Regions from separate parts of the Homo sapiens genome. Here region 1 is linked to region 2. Evidence: chromatin loops called from intact Hi-C (ENCODE). Cell type or tissue: ascending aorta. All regions are shown on one strand. Each heading gives the region's core, and the rest is flanking DNA. Links, peaks and the distances in the headings are about the cores only. Region 1 overlaps LOC107986419 (a long non-coding RNA gene). Region 2 holds the start of RNF180 (ring finger protein 180).

What was found. A loop is a pair of places that touch in the nucleus more often than their neighbours do. Peaks named below come from ENCODE experiments on the same cell type or tissue, not always from the same donor. Only the 100,000 strongest peaks of a DNase experiment are listed, where the experiment ranks them.
Region 1: it touches region 2 in a loop (2.5-fold over the local background); 1 of 110 quality-filtered maps calls a loop at or near these places.

What each region holds. Positions count from the first base shown.
Region 1 is chr5:65,059,738-65,066,631 of GRCh38, forward strand. LOC107986419 (a long non-coding RNA gene) reads left to right here. Exons shown (of 3, transcript XR_001742682.2): 2 at 6,318-6,374. Among named protein-coding and RNA genes, the nearest start is that of CWC27, 290 kb to the left of the region's middle. In ascending aorta, for the core only: no CTCF peak of the experiment used is centred there; a DNase peak (open chromatin) is centred at 3,144; H3K4me3 peaks cover 347 bases; H3K27ac peaks cover 2,412 bases.
Region 2 is chr5:64,162,715-64,169,608 of GRCh38, forward strand. It overlaps RNF180 (ring finger protein 180), which reads left to right and starts at 3,129. Exons shown (of 8, transcript NM_001113561.2): 1 at 3,129-3,239. In ascending aorta, for the core only: no CTCF peak of the experiment used is centred there; DNase peaks (open chromatin) are centred at 2,825, 3,217, 3,327 and 3,688; H3K4me3 peaks cover 2,500 bases; H3K27ac peaks cover 2,500 bases.

The sequences.
Region 1 (6,894 bases), core at 1,971-4,470, 900 kb after region 2:
TCACCGGCCCGGAGGCCTAGGAGGACTGAAAGGTTTCATGGGCCAGGCCTGTGGCCATGCTGCCCTGCACAGCCTTGCTGCACTCTAGGCACTTGAGCTCTGCCATGATTTTGTGTTTCCTGAGGCCTTTCAGCCATGCTTCCTGTACAGTCTGTGGAATTGTGAGTCAATTAAACCTCTTTCTTCATAAATACCCAGTCTCAGGTAGTTATTTATAGCAGTGTGAGAACAGACTCATACAGAGGGCTTCCTGATGTAAGTCACATCTAAGATGAGGCTGAAGGCTAGCAGGGAGAATGAGTCTACAATGTTTCACACACAGAAACCAACTGCAGAACAGCTCAGGCTTTGAGAGGAAGGGTCGCAAGAGTCAAGGCTGGAAGGTGGGCAAGAGCAGACAGGAAAAGGGCTTATCAGTGTCTAAAGTTATTGGAATTCTGTTTAGAGTATGTTAGGGAGCAGTGGAAGTTTTTAAGGAGAGTTTATTTGGAAAAATTGCTCTGGTTACATTATGGGGAATGGATTGCAGGAGGAATGAGGTAACGGCGGCCTGTGGGACTGAGAAATATTTAGGAGGTAGGGCTTTGAATCCAGACTGCCTGGGTTCCAATCCTAGCTCCATCGCTTTTAAGCTGTGTGACTTCAGGCAAATTACTCACCTTCTTTTGCTTCAATTTCCTCATCTGTATACTATGAGAGACTCCACCTTTTGGGTTGTTGTGAGGCTGAAATGAGTTAACATATACCTATATAGGACTTTTCATAATGCCTAAAGCATATTAAGCTCTAAGTCTGATTGTTATTTAAATACACAGGATTTAGTGGATGATTAAATAAAGGAGGTGGGGGAGAGAGAAAAGAGTCAAAGATGGTTGATAAGGTTGAATGATAAAGATGCCAGGTAAAGGCACAGGTTAATTTAGTATGAGGAGCCAGTGAGACATCCATGTAGAGATGTCTAGTTCACAGCCAGATGGCCTGACTTTCTTGTTCACCAAGTATCCCTGAAGCCTAGGACATTAAGAGCTAGAGAATGATAATAAAATTCAGTCCCTGCTTTTGAGGAGCTAAATAAGCAGAATGGTAAGGGTTTGACAGAAGAATCCACTGGGTGCACATGGGATGGCTCCTGCCTAAGCTCAGGTCGGCAGGGAAGACCTTCCAGGGGAGAGGTACTGACCTCGGTTGTGAAAGACAAGTAGGAGCTACTCAGCTGATGGGAGCAGGGAGAGGAATGAGGCAGGGGCTATGCTGGGAGAGAGGACAGATATGCAACAGCACAACAGCAGGAGAACAGTGTGGATGGAACAAAGGTTGCAGAGGAGAACAATGGGAGATAGAACAAGGAAAAGGCAGGGGCTGATCTTATAAATGGTGCTTTGGAGTTCAGACTTTACTCCCTCTTCACAACACGGTGTGAAGTTGACTTTTCTTTTTTTCTCACTCACTTTTTCTAGGAAATGCTGGCTTTTAAAAATGTCTCCAACACATGAAATGCTCTTGCCTCATTAGGAAAATAGTTCATAGTGGATCTATTTTATCAATGTGGTAGGTCGTTACACAGTCTTTTGTGGTCCTGCACTCCTCTGTAATGCTGCATCAAAGGGTTTGTTCAGGTTGGAGGCCTGGCTACCTTTCTCTCTGTAGGATGCCCAGGGCAATTTGATGACAGTCTGATGGTAACAAGGAAGCTTCTCTGCTCCTCTTCATGTGTTAAGTTCATGGCAAAGAGCCAGCTAGCACCCAGACCTTGTTTCCCGTCAAAGCGCCTGTCTCTCTCAACATGATTTTTTCTTTCTGCCTTTGAGGCTTGGTAAAGCCATCCAAAATTTCAGCCAGAAATGTAGCTGCAGGCAAACGCTGACAAAACATCCTTGTGATTTTCCACCATCAGGAGCCCAGGTGTGCCCCTCGTGACTTCATGCCCTTCCCCCTCACACTCCACAGACCTCAGTTACCGTTGACTGCCTGTAGCAGCACCAGGCCACCGAATCTGGCCTGAGGAGACACAGGCTGCTAATTTTCCAACCCCAGTGAAATTTCTTGAAATTTCACACAGGTTTCAAGAAATGGCCGTGCGCACAGAGCAGCCTTCTGAGTAGCTGGGGTTACTCCTGGAAGGCTGCTCTGTGCCCACAGTCACAGCATTCCCAGAGTGGCTAATGTTTCCCCAAGGTGTACTTCCTCCTGGACCCTGGGGTTCACTGGAGATAGGAGAGGCAACATGTTCATTGGAAAGTTCTGTGACTCAATAGGAAATCAGATCTGGGTTCAAATCTTGGCTTAGCCACTCACTAGTTGTGTGATCTCAGAAAAGCTAAACATTTATTTCCTCACCAATAAAATCTTCTGTAAAACATAAGGATGATAATGACTACTTTGAAGAGTTGTTGAATGAATTAGAAACAGTTATATAAAGAGCCTAGTATGAGGTAAGCATTTAGAAACTGACAGCTACCATTAATAGTAGCATTTTGTAGCATTAGAGCCTTAGGGTATTGGACTGCAAGATTTCAGAGTTTCTGAGAACAGAGGGTGGACGTGCACAGTTTCCTGCCAGGTCAGGCAATGAGGTAGGTTAGAGGTAGGGAGGTGATCATACCCTGGCCTCCAGGGATTAAGAGCCTCTCCCTGATTATTGACCTGTTCCCCATGGGACAGTAGGGAGGTTAAAGGGTGTATCTTTTTCAGTAATTCACCTCTTCTCTGGTCAGGGGCATAGATTCCCTAGCTTCAGGGACTCCTCTGTCTTCTTTAGAAACCTCTTTTGCAATTTCCCCAATGCTAATATTTAATACATAATTTTATAATTAGCACGCCCCAGTCACCATCTCCAACTGGTCTGCAACACCCTCTGGAACTTCAGTGTGATGGAACCTGTAATGCTCCCCTGTCCTCCCTCCACAGAGTTGGCTGTGGGAGTCTCTCTCCTCATTCCTATTAGGTCTATTCCAGGCATATCCTCACTCACTGCCGGTTGGTATCTCAATCCAGCTGCATTCTTTGTTCTGGAATCATTCCAAACAGGGAAGGTCAGATATAATGCACATACAACCTACCTTTCAGGCATATAAACTTCAAATCCACTCTACAACTGTGCCTGAGCTGTAGGCGTGGCAGGAAAAAGCAGAATGCTGCAAGGCTCCTCGAGTCAAATCCTTTGGGATTTGAGCAATCTTCCCAGCCAGACGTTACAATATGCTAACACCCTTGTGAGTCATGAAGTCACTCATGGTCAATTCTGTTTGGAGAACAGGATGAATAATTGAAAGTAACTGGGTGTTTGCCTGAATCCAGGCCTAACACAGTATTTATTCTGTTTTTTTGTCTCTTTTTGCCGAAAACAAACATGTCTGGTTTCTCTTCTTCCCCCACTTACCCTGCCTACCCCTTCACTGGATCTCAAAGGAAAGTTCAAAGCCTTTCGCACAGTTAGACCCTATAGGGTGGCCCTATCTCCTTCTCCAGCATCTCTCTGCTTACCTAGAAAGACCAGACATGAGGGCAGCCACATCCTTAGGGTACGGACCGAAAAGCCATAAACTTAATTTTCTTTAACTTTTTCTGTTGGAATAATTTAAGACTTACAGACAAGTTGGAAAAATGAAACAGAACATTCCTCCATTTCCTTAAACTATCTTCCCTTGTTAACATCTTATGTAACCATAGTACAATGATCAAAACCAGGAAAATAACACTGGTACAATACTATTAACTACACTACAGTCTTTATTCAAATTTCAACAGTTTTTCCACTAATATCTTTTTTCTGTTTTAATAGTATCCAATCTGGGTTCCCATGTTGCATTTAATTGTCACAGCTTTTTAATTTCCTTCAATCTGTAATCATTTCTCAGTCATTAATTATTTTTCATGATCTTAACTCTTTTTTTTTTTTTTTTTTTTGAGACAGAGTCTCACTCTGTCACTCAGGCTGGAGAGCAGTGGCATGATCTCTGCTCACTGCAACCTCCACCTCCTGGGTTCAAGCAATTCTCCTGCCTCAGCCTCCTGAGTAGCTGGGATTACAGGCACGTGCCACCATGCCTGGCTAATTTTTGTGTTTTTAGTAGAGATGGGGTTTCACTATGTTGGTCAGGCTGGTCTCAAACTCCTGACCTCAAGTGATCCACCCGCCTCAGCCTCCCAAAATGCTGGGATTACAAGCGTGAGCCACCACGCCCAGCCGACCTTGACTCTTTTAAAGAGTACTGTTCAGTTATTTTGTATAACATGCCTACATTTGGACTTGTCTGATATTTTATCGTGGTTAAATGGATATTATATGGTATTTTTTAGCAAAATTACCACAGACATGAAGGTGTGCCCTTCTCAATGCATCATATCGGGGTAAATGCTGTTGATAGGTCTTATTACTAGTGATGATAACCTTGAACATTATTGATTAGAATTATATTCTTTATGCTTAGCTCCTAAACATTTGTTCCTCTTCTCTAATTATCCTTACTCCCTTGGTGAACTCATCCTTTCTCATGGGTTGGAGTACCTTCTGTCTAATCCCCAAAGATACCCAAATTTATACATTTTTTTCTGGATCTCTCCTCTGAGCTTTAGTCCATATATCCAACAGCCTACTCAATCTTTCCACTTGCTTATCGAAAAAAGGCCTCAAACATAATTCAAAATCAAACCCCTGGCTGGGTAAGGTGGCTCACGCCTGTAATCCCAGCACTTTGGGAGGCCAACGCGGTGGATCACCTGAGGTCAGGCGTTCAAGACCAGCCTGACCAACATGGAGAAATGCTGTCTCTACTAAAAATACAAAAATTAGCCGGGTGTGGTGGCACATGCCTGTAATCCCAGCCACTTGGGAGGCTGAGGCATGAGAATAGCTTGAACCTGGGAGGCAGAGGTTGCTGTGAGCTGAGATCACACCACTGCACTCCAGCCTGGGCAACACAGAGAGATTCTGTCTCAAAAAAAAAAAATAAATAAAATTAAAATAAAAAAATAAAACCACAGAATTTCCAGAAGTCTTCTACAGTTTAGTAAATGGCAATCCATCTTTCCAGTAGCTCAAACCAAAAGGCTTGGTGTCATCCTATTCCTCTCTTTCATTCTCACTACAACCAATTCATCAGAAAGTGCTGCCGGTTCTATATTCAGAATCTATCCAGGACCTAGCCACTTCTCACCACCTTCTCAGCCACCACCTTGATCTAAGCCACCACTACCATCTTCTATCTGGATTATGGTAATTAATGGTAATCTGGATTATTGTCACCCAACTGGTCTCTTGATTTTGGGCTTGTCCTCCTACAAGACAGACTCTGCCTCCTTCTGCAATCATGCCTCTGTGACTTTAACAGCTACTATGCTCCCCTAGCTCTTCCTTGAAAACACCAAGCATGCTTTTGCTTCAAGGCTTTGCTCATTATTTTCTCCCAAAATTTAGTTCCTTTTTTCAGTATTCCCCTGCTTAGTAAATGTGCAACCAATCCAGTTGCACAAATTGGAGTCTTGCAATTCTCCTTGATGATTACCTCTGCCCTATTCCTCATGTTCAATCCATCATCAAACCTTGTGGTTTTTTCCTCCACATAAATAATACTCAAACCTGTCTACTTCTCATTTCCACTGCTGACACCCAGCTTCGCCGTTATCCTCCTATCTGATCTCTTTGGCCCCTGCTAATTGGTCCTCTTCACTGCAGCCCAAGTTGTCTTTTCAAAATGCAAACCTGGTCAAATCACAGCCCTGCTTAAACACTCTTTAATGGCTCATTTTAATGGTTAATTGAGAATATAGACCTCAATTCTTAACATGAGCTACGTAACCTTCCCGGTGTGGCCCTCACTCTCTGTACTTCCAGCCATGCTGATGGTCTCTTCATTCCTCGAATGGCGTCATACTTCCCCCAGCTGCAGCCTTTCCTCTGATTGGAAAGCACTCCACCCACCCACCCTGTCTATCCTCCCCAGCCCCTTTTCTGCCAAGTTGAGACCTGTGCATGCTTCACACTGCAACTTAATTATCATTGCCTTGGTGGAGCCTCTCCTGACTCCTCAGTCTAGATGAGATTCCTTTGTTTCACACCACCAAAGAATCTTGCTTCTTTCCTACAGTACACTCTTTTTCAATAATTCGCCCCTTCTCTGGGCAAGGGCATAGACTCCCCAGCTTCAGGCAACTCCTCTGTCTTCTTTATAAACTCCTGTACAATTTCCCCAATGCTAATACCTAATATATAATTTTATAATTAGCACTTCCCAGTTACCAGCTTCAACTGGTCTGCAACACCCTCTGGAACTTTGATGTGCTAGAACCTTTAATACTTTCCCCTTCCCCCTCAGCAGAGTTGGCTGAGAAGGAGGGTGCCGAAGAAGGGGTTGAAGAAGGTGCTGAAGAAGGAGGTGAGTTATTAAAAAAGAGTCTTCTGTAGGCAAGAAGCAAGATTATAATTGCTTATAATTGTATGTCCAGTAGTGTGATTATTTGTCAAACATCTGTTTCCTCACTAGACTATAAATTTTATTTATTATAGCAGGTAGCAAAGTGCTTGACACACAGTTGGCATTCAACAAATAATTGTGGAACAAATGGATACATAGATGGATTGATGAAAATCATGCTTTTGAAAGACAAATCTAGCAAATCAGTAGAAGGAAGAGAAAGTGAAGGGAAGGAATTCTGAATAATTAGGAGGCTGGTAGAACAACACAGTCCAAGAAAGAGGAAATGAAATCCTAAACTAGGGTGTTAAGAGAGGGAATGGAAAGTAACTGTCTTTGGGGGGACTGTATTGTGCTACTGATATTACCAGGTCAACCACAAATAGCCCAGCAATACCCAAGACTCTGCTCTGTGCCAGCTTCTCACCCCACACGTGGGCGGGGAAATCAACAAACTCTTGGCCTGACCAGCAGTCTCAAC
Region 2 (6,894 bases), core at 2,220-4,719:
GAATTGCATCACACAATGTTGGGTTTGTAGGAAGAAATTAAATTTTTTTATTATTTCAGTCTTGTTGGAAATTATAATTTATGCTAGAGGTTATAAAATTCAACCGTTAGGTAATGAGATTATTGACACAGGTGCTTTGGGAGGACTAAAGATTCAGCTAGCCATTATATCCGGTGTGATGAGAGATAATGTTAGTTAATATTTAGATACTAATTACCTAGTAGTTAAAATAAATCTGTACTTATTTTGTATCTTATAATCATAAAGCTGAGTTTTTGTCTGTCTTTTTACTAAAATGTAAATGATCTTCCTGAAATATTGAAAATCATACTCTTCGTTTGTACCTTTGAGATGATGAATATTTGTTAAGATGTTTATTAAAGGAAAAAGTGTTTCTTCACTTCTGGTTGTAAAATGACTGGAGAGGTTGTTTTTAGTTTATCACACCTGTGCAAATTAATTCCTCTCTAGAGTCATGGGTTCTCATACTTGACTTTTCTTTAGAATCATCTGATATCCCACATCAAGAAATTCTGATTGAATTGTACCACAGTAAGAACAGGGCATTGGTATTTTCACAAGCACTCCAGGTTATTCCAATGTGCTTCCAAGGTTGAGAATCATTGCTCAGAAGTTACACTTTTTAAGGTTGCTCAATAAATATGGGACACCCAGTTAAATTTTAACTTTTAGTAACCAAATATTTTTAGTGTGTTTTATACTAAGAATTAATTCACTGTTTATCCAAAATTCAATTTTAACTGGGCATCCTGTGTTTTTATTTGTGAAACTTGTCAACCTTATCATTTCTCTGAGTTCATCCCTGTGATTTCATCAGAAATAAGAGATTATATTACATTACTGAATTAGAAAGCATCAAGACTTTCATCTTGTCTTTCTTCTTTCAGTCCTGTTTGTAATAAATCTTGTACCTCCAAAAGTTTATTTCTTTAAAAAGGAAGCACTGCAAATTCAGCCAGGAGGCCAATCTTTTCCTCTAGAAGTTACCCACATTCTCCCTCTTGGGTGTTTCCAGGGTGGTTCCCTCCCGGAAAGGAAGGTCAAGTCTCTCTCAGGCTTCAAAGCTCTCTGACATTTCTTGCCATCTCATCTTTCTGATTCTAGGTGGAGAAAGTTTTCTGCTTTTAAAGATTCATGTGATTAGGCTGGGCCTACGTAGGTAATCCGAAATAGTCTCCCTATTTGGGTCAGTCACTTTTATGACATCAGTAAAGTCCCTTTTCTATATACTGTAACATCTTTGCAGGATCCAGAGATTAGAATGTGGACATTTTGGGGGAGCCATTCTGCCTACCACAGTTGTTGCGGGTGTCACCTTCACTTCTCTTTTCTATCAGATTCTCTGTCTAACCACTTTGTTATAGAATACATCCTCCAATTGCTTCCTGAGAAAGAATGCATGAAAATACTATTTAAACCTTTGTATATTTGAAAATGTCTTTTTAAACCTCATACTTCATCAATTTCAAAATTGGAAATCATTTTTTTCTCAGAATTTATCTTTTATTTATGTTTCTGTTGAGAATCCAATGCCATTCTGATTTCTAAATCTTCATAAATCACCTCCTATTTTTTCCTCCATGAAAGTTAAGATCTCTCTGACTCATGTGGTTTGAAATTTCACAACTTGGTTATAGAAAATTTTTATCCATTAAACTGAGAGCTCATGTGCTTCTGTCCTTTAGCTCTGAGAACTGTTGTCCTCGTTTTCTTTGGTAATTATCTTTCTTCTCTTTGTTCTACTAGCTGTTAGATATTCCACCTTTCCTTGCCTAACTGCCCTGGCTAGTGCCTCCACTATAATGTTGAATAGAAGTAGCAACAATTGACATCCTTGTCTTATTCCTGATTTTAGGTGAAAATGTTCATTCTTTCAAGATTAAGTATGATGTTAATTATGGATTTTTCAGAGGCTCTTTATTAGGTTGAAGAAGTTTCCTTTTATTCCTAGTTGAAGTGTTTATATCAAGAAAGGGTGTTAGATTTTGTCAATTGCTTTTCCTTCATCTTTTGAGATGATCATGTGGTTTTTACATTTAGTCTATTTAAAGTAGTGTGTTACATTAATTTTGTATGTCACACCAAACTTGCATTCCTGAGATAAATCCTACTTGGTCATGTTGTATAATTTTTTAAAATGTTGCTGGGTTTGGCTTGCTAGTATTTTGTTGAGGATTTTTATGTTACTATGCATAAGGTATATTGGTCTGTAGTTTTCTCGTGATGTCTTTCATTTTGTTCTTTATTTCCTTGTATTTCCAGATGGGAAGTCACTGCATACAGCCCTAATCTTAGGACAAGTTTCCAAGTAAGCCACTTCAGGCAAATAAAAATTTCTGTATCTAGCAGAGAAACAAAGCTGTATATTTTTTTTGAGGTTCCCTCCTAGCTCCCTTCCCTCTCCTCAAGCCAACTAATAAAACTTGCTTTTTATATTCCGAATCTTATTTATAGTCGTTTGATCATCTATGAGGCACCTGCAAGTCAACATTTACTGCACGCGGCCCCCTCACTCCCTAAATAAGCACTTTTGATTTACCGCCAGTCATCAACTCACCTCCCAACTGCAATTTGTCAAGAGTAGTGTCAGGTGCACTTTAGTGGTTAATCTCCTTGCACATCGGTGGAACTTTAGGCACAAGAAGGTAAGCAACGAAGATAGTGATATACGAAGGGAAAACTAAACCCAGGTAGCGTTGCCAGCTTAAAAGTCCTAGGCATGGGGATGGGTGGATGGGACGCCGGCCTAAGATTTTAGCAGGGAACAGACCCAGTAGTTGGCTTGGATCTCTTAACTCCAGAAAAGGCCGAGTGAGGACAAGGGAGACCACAGGGATAATTTCTGTGGCTCTGGTAAGGGGATGACAAGGGAGAAAAACTTTCCCACGGTTCCGTCTGGCCCGCGGCGCTTGTCTGCCTGCGCGGGGTCAAAGCCCGGCGCCGCCCACGCGCGGCTCGGGTGGGAACCCGCAGACGTGGGGCGAGCAGGGCCGCTGGCTGTGGCGGGCGAGCGCCGGGGCGCCACGTCCGAGGCCGCGGGGTCGGGGCTGCAGGCACAGCTCGAGCGCTTTCCGCGGGGTTTGGCTCCTGTCGCTTCCCGTCTCGCCGAACCGGCATCGCCGCCGCCGGAGCCGCAGCGAGTCCTCAGAGCCTGGCTGCTGGCGGCCGGGAGCGCCGGGACGGGGCGCGAAGCCGGAGGCTCCGGGACGTGGATACAGGTAAAGGCCGGCGGGTCGGAGTCGGGCGGGGCGCGGCGGCGGCGCCTCTCGGAGGGACCTGGCCTCGGCCGGGCCCTACCCAGCCGCGGTGGCCCGGGCCCCCACGTTGGCCCAGGCGGGGACGTGCCAAGGGGCTGGGCTAGGGTTGCCGCTGGCCTGGCCGCCTCTCGCCCGGCGGGCCTCAGGTGACGCGGCCGCGGCTTAACTTTCGCACCTGAGGCTCTCGGAGCGGCCTCGGGGCGCGCCCACCTGGAGGTTGGAATTACACAGGGTCGAAAAAGCTGAGTCCTGGAGGCGAGGCGCTGTAGGTGTGGCGGAGGAGGCCGGGGAAGGTGGGGTGGGTGCCAGGGGTCCAGTACTGAACCCTCTCCAGGTCTGAGGTGGGGAACTGCGTCTTGTTTAATTTCGGAGCTTGTGGGGACCACACAGCCCCTTCCACGGCCGATTCCCTCTGCACGGTTCCACTTTCCTTTGTCTAGCCCATTTCAGTATCGGCGTCGCAGTCGCTTTTGTTGCAGCCTTGGGTCCGGAGTGTACGACTTTCTGCTAGGCAGAGGTCATAAGCTCTGAAATCCATCGGGCGGAGGTGGGGAGATGGTCCTTTGGTGGGAAATTACTAGTGCTGTTATGAACACTAACACATATATTCCACCTTGTTTTTTTTCGAGATAGTGCTCATTATTTTCGTAGCATCTAACAGTTGTAAGTGTATCTGTGAGAGCATTCATTAGTTAACTTCAAAGGAGCATTATGCGGTCGGGTTACTATTATCCCATTTTATAGACCAGACAGCTGAGGCACCCAAGAGGCAAAGTGATTATATCAAAACTAAGCAGTCAATCCTTGTGGAATCTGTGATTAGAACTTGTCTGACTAGAGTTGTCCTTGGTCCAGTTGGTCTCTTAGTCTCAAACAAAATTTAGCTCTCAAAGATGGACGGTCTGATGCTCATTGTATTTTTATATACTCATTAATTGTTAAAACCTTTCTTAAAAAATAGAGTCAATTCCTTTCAGACTCCTGTTATAGTACCCCTAAAAGTGATACTTGAAAGATCATAAACACTTCAGTTTCAAATGAGTGGTATCATTTGAGTCGTAGAAAGAAGTAAAATTCCGTTGTCTTTTATCTGTCAGACTTTCGTCTCTTGTATAAATGTAGTGCCACTGGCAGCCCAAAGATACTTTGGTGACAATGGCAGAAACTCTAAATATTTATTTAATAAGTAGAATCGAGGAGGCGAGCTGTTAGGTTTCCCGGAATATTTGAGTAAGTTTTTTCTCATAAAGAATCAAAAATTTAGGAGAATAGTCATTTTAATTATTGTAATGAAAAATTATCTCGTAATTGTGTACGTGTTATGTTGTACTTTATCTCTCTGGAACCATCAACAATTTACCAGTTTCCCTAGGGTTTGCTCTTAGTTTTGTCAATGGTATTTTATTACCCCATTTTTCTTCCTCTCTTTCATTTTTTGTGTGTTTGGTTTTTCAAAGTGAAGATTTTTTCTTCGAAAATTCAAAAAATAATATTGAAAAAATCAACAAGATTTCTTTCTTGATAAAATAGACTTAATTAGCACTTTTTTGAGTGTGTCTGAGGACCGACACCAGCCTCTTTAATAAGCACCTCATACATGAAGCAGGAATTCTTCCAGGCAAGAATGCAATAAATTAATCATTTTAATATATTTCTGTAATATGACATAGCTACCTGAATGATAATGCTTTTTACTCTTACAATGTCTTTTTCATTAAGGAGCATAAAGATTAAAAATTTCGCTTAAATTTTGCTAACTACATAGTACAAGGGGACAGTGTGCTTAGACTTAATTGTTGCTTTCATGGAATAAACACAGTTCTCTCTCCCTTATACCACCTCCATTTGGCCATCTGAAAAAAGAATGGTGATGTGTCCTTTCCTTCATAGGGATATTTGGGGAATTAATGAAGTAATATCTCGAAAGTAGTTTGAACTCCACGGAAGAAAGCAGCTTTGTAACTTTGAAATGTGATTGCAGAGTCTTGAAACATTTTCCCTCCTTAAACGTGCTGTCGTTTATATTTTTAGAGAGTGGTCATTCCAAGTAGTCACCTCAGGAGGCTAAAAACTTATTCCAGTAGTGCTGCTGCCATTCATAATTATTTTGTATTTTTTGAAATTTCTAGTCAATTTACAAGCAAAATAAAAACATTTCATGATAACATTCATAAACACTTGTTTTTGTTTCTATTTTTTAATCAAAAAACTAATTCAGCTTGAGTACCTATTTTCTTTGCTAAATTTGGCAGAATGATTTCTACATGGTTGTAAAACTCAGTTCTACCTTCAAGATTTTACCACTATTAAGGATATTTAAAGGATTGTCCTGATGGCTACGAAGGCAGTTTTAAAAGGGCAGTTTAAAAATAGTTTAAAATAATGACAGACATTGTTAGAATTTGCAACCTTCCCAGAAGTCTACTACAAAGGGGACAGTGCTTACTTGTAGGCTGAAGTTCTGTGTGTATGTGCACATTTGCATGTAATCTCTGTTGTAACCTATCAATTATCTCTTTTCATCACATTGATTTCTTAGAAATCAGATATTTTACTTACATATTAAATAGAGTACATTAAGTAGATCACATCATACTGGAACAATGTTAGATTGGGAGTGTATTTCATAGAGAAGTTTGAATGTCACATAAATTTAAATTTAAATCTTTGTAACAATTTTGAATAATAAAATGTGGCTCCATATTGTATGTTTTGAGTGTAATACAGCCAAGGCAATATAGCCTCAAAATATAAAATTGCTATTTCCAAAAAAAAAGTTATTAACAAGTTGTGTGTGCAACAGACTTTCCTGACCACACCGATGTCAAAAGAAAAAATTTCGACAAATTTAGTTTAAATATCAAATTGGCTTTTATTAGCAATTCTGAAATTGGGTAGCATCTCATTCCATAAAATAGAATGCCATGCCCTAGGCATGGCAGAATAGTTGGTTTTTGTAAGGTGGAAACAAGGAAACAGAGTATTTTTAAAAGTCTGTTGGTTAACATCAGATTACTTAAGGTTACTTTTAAGTGTTAAAGCAGAAGGGGCTACTTATGCCAGCTTAGGTTTACTAAGCCCTTTCCTGTTGCAGCAAATCTCCTGTTTTCAGGAAAAACTAGTTTGGTCTTTGAACTAGTTCCTTACAGTTTCAGACTGATTATGTGGCACTGAGCATGAGTGACTCCCTTTTGGTTTGATCTCTTCGGGCCTAGTGGAGGAGCTCCGTCTAAAACAACGTCCTGTTGTAAATATTATTTAACAATTCTGTCCTTTCAGTAAGCTTTCACCTAAGTGAGAGTGTGACCAAAACTTAGGGCATTAACGCTACTCTCAGTTACTATCATTCTGGGTTTCCAGTCTCAACATGTCATTAATAGGTTAGGTGTCCTCATTATCATAGGTTTCTTTGAGTTTTTATCATATCAGCTGGAGAGAGATCATTGACATTCAGCAGATTGCTGCATGCAGTCATTTAAAACTTTTGAGAGAATGCAGCACACTAGGGAGACTACCATTATGACTATCAGAAAGATAATACCAAGAGTTTGGAATGTGATTCTTAATCAAAGTTCCCATGAACCAAACCCACTGAAATTGGACAGATCAAAGAACG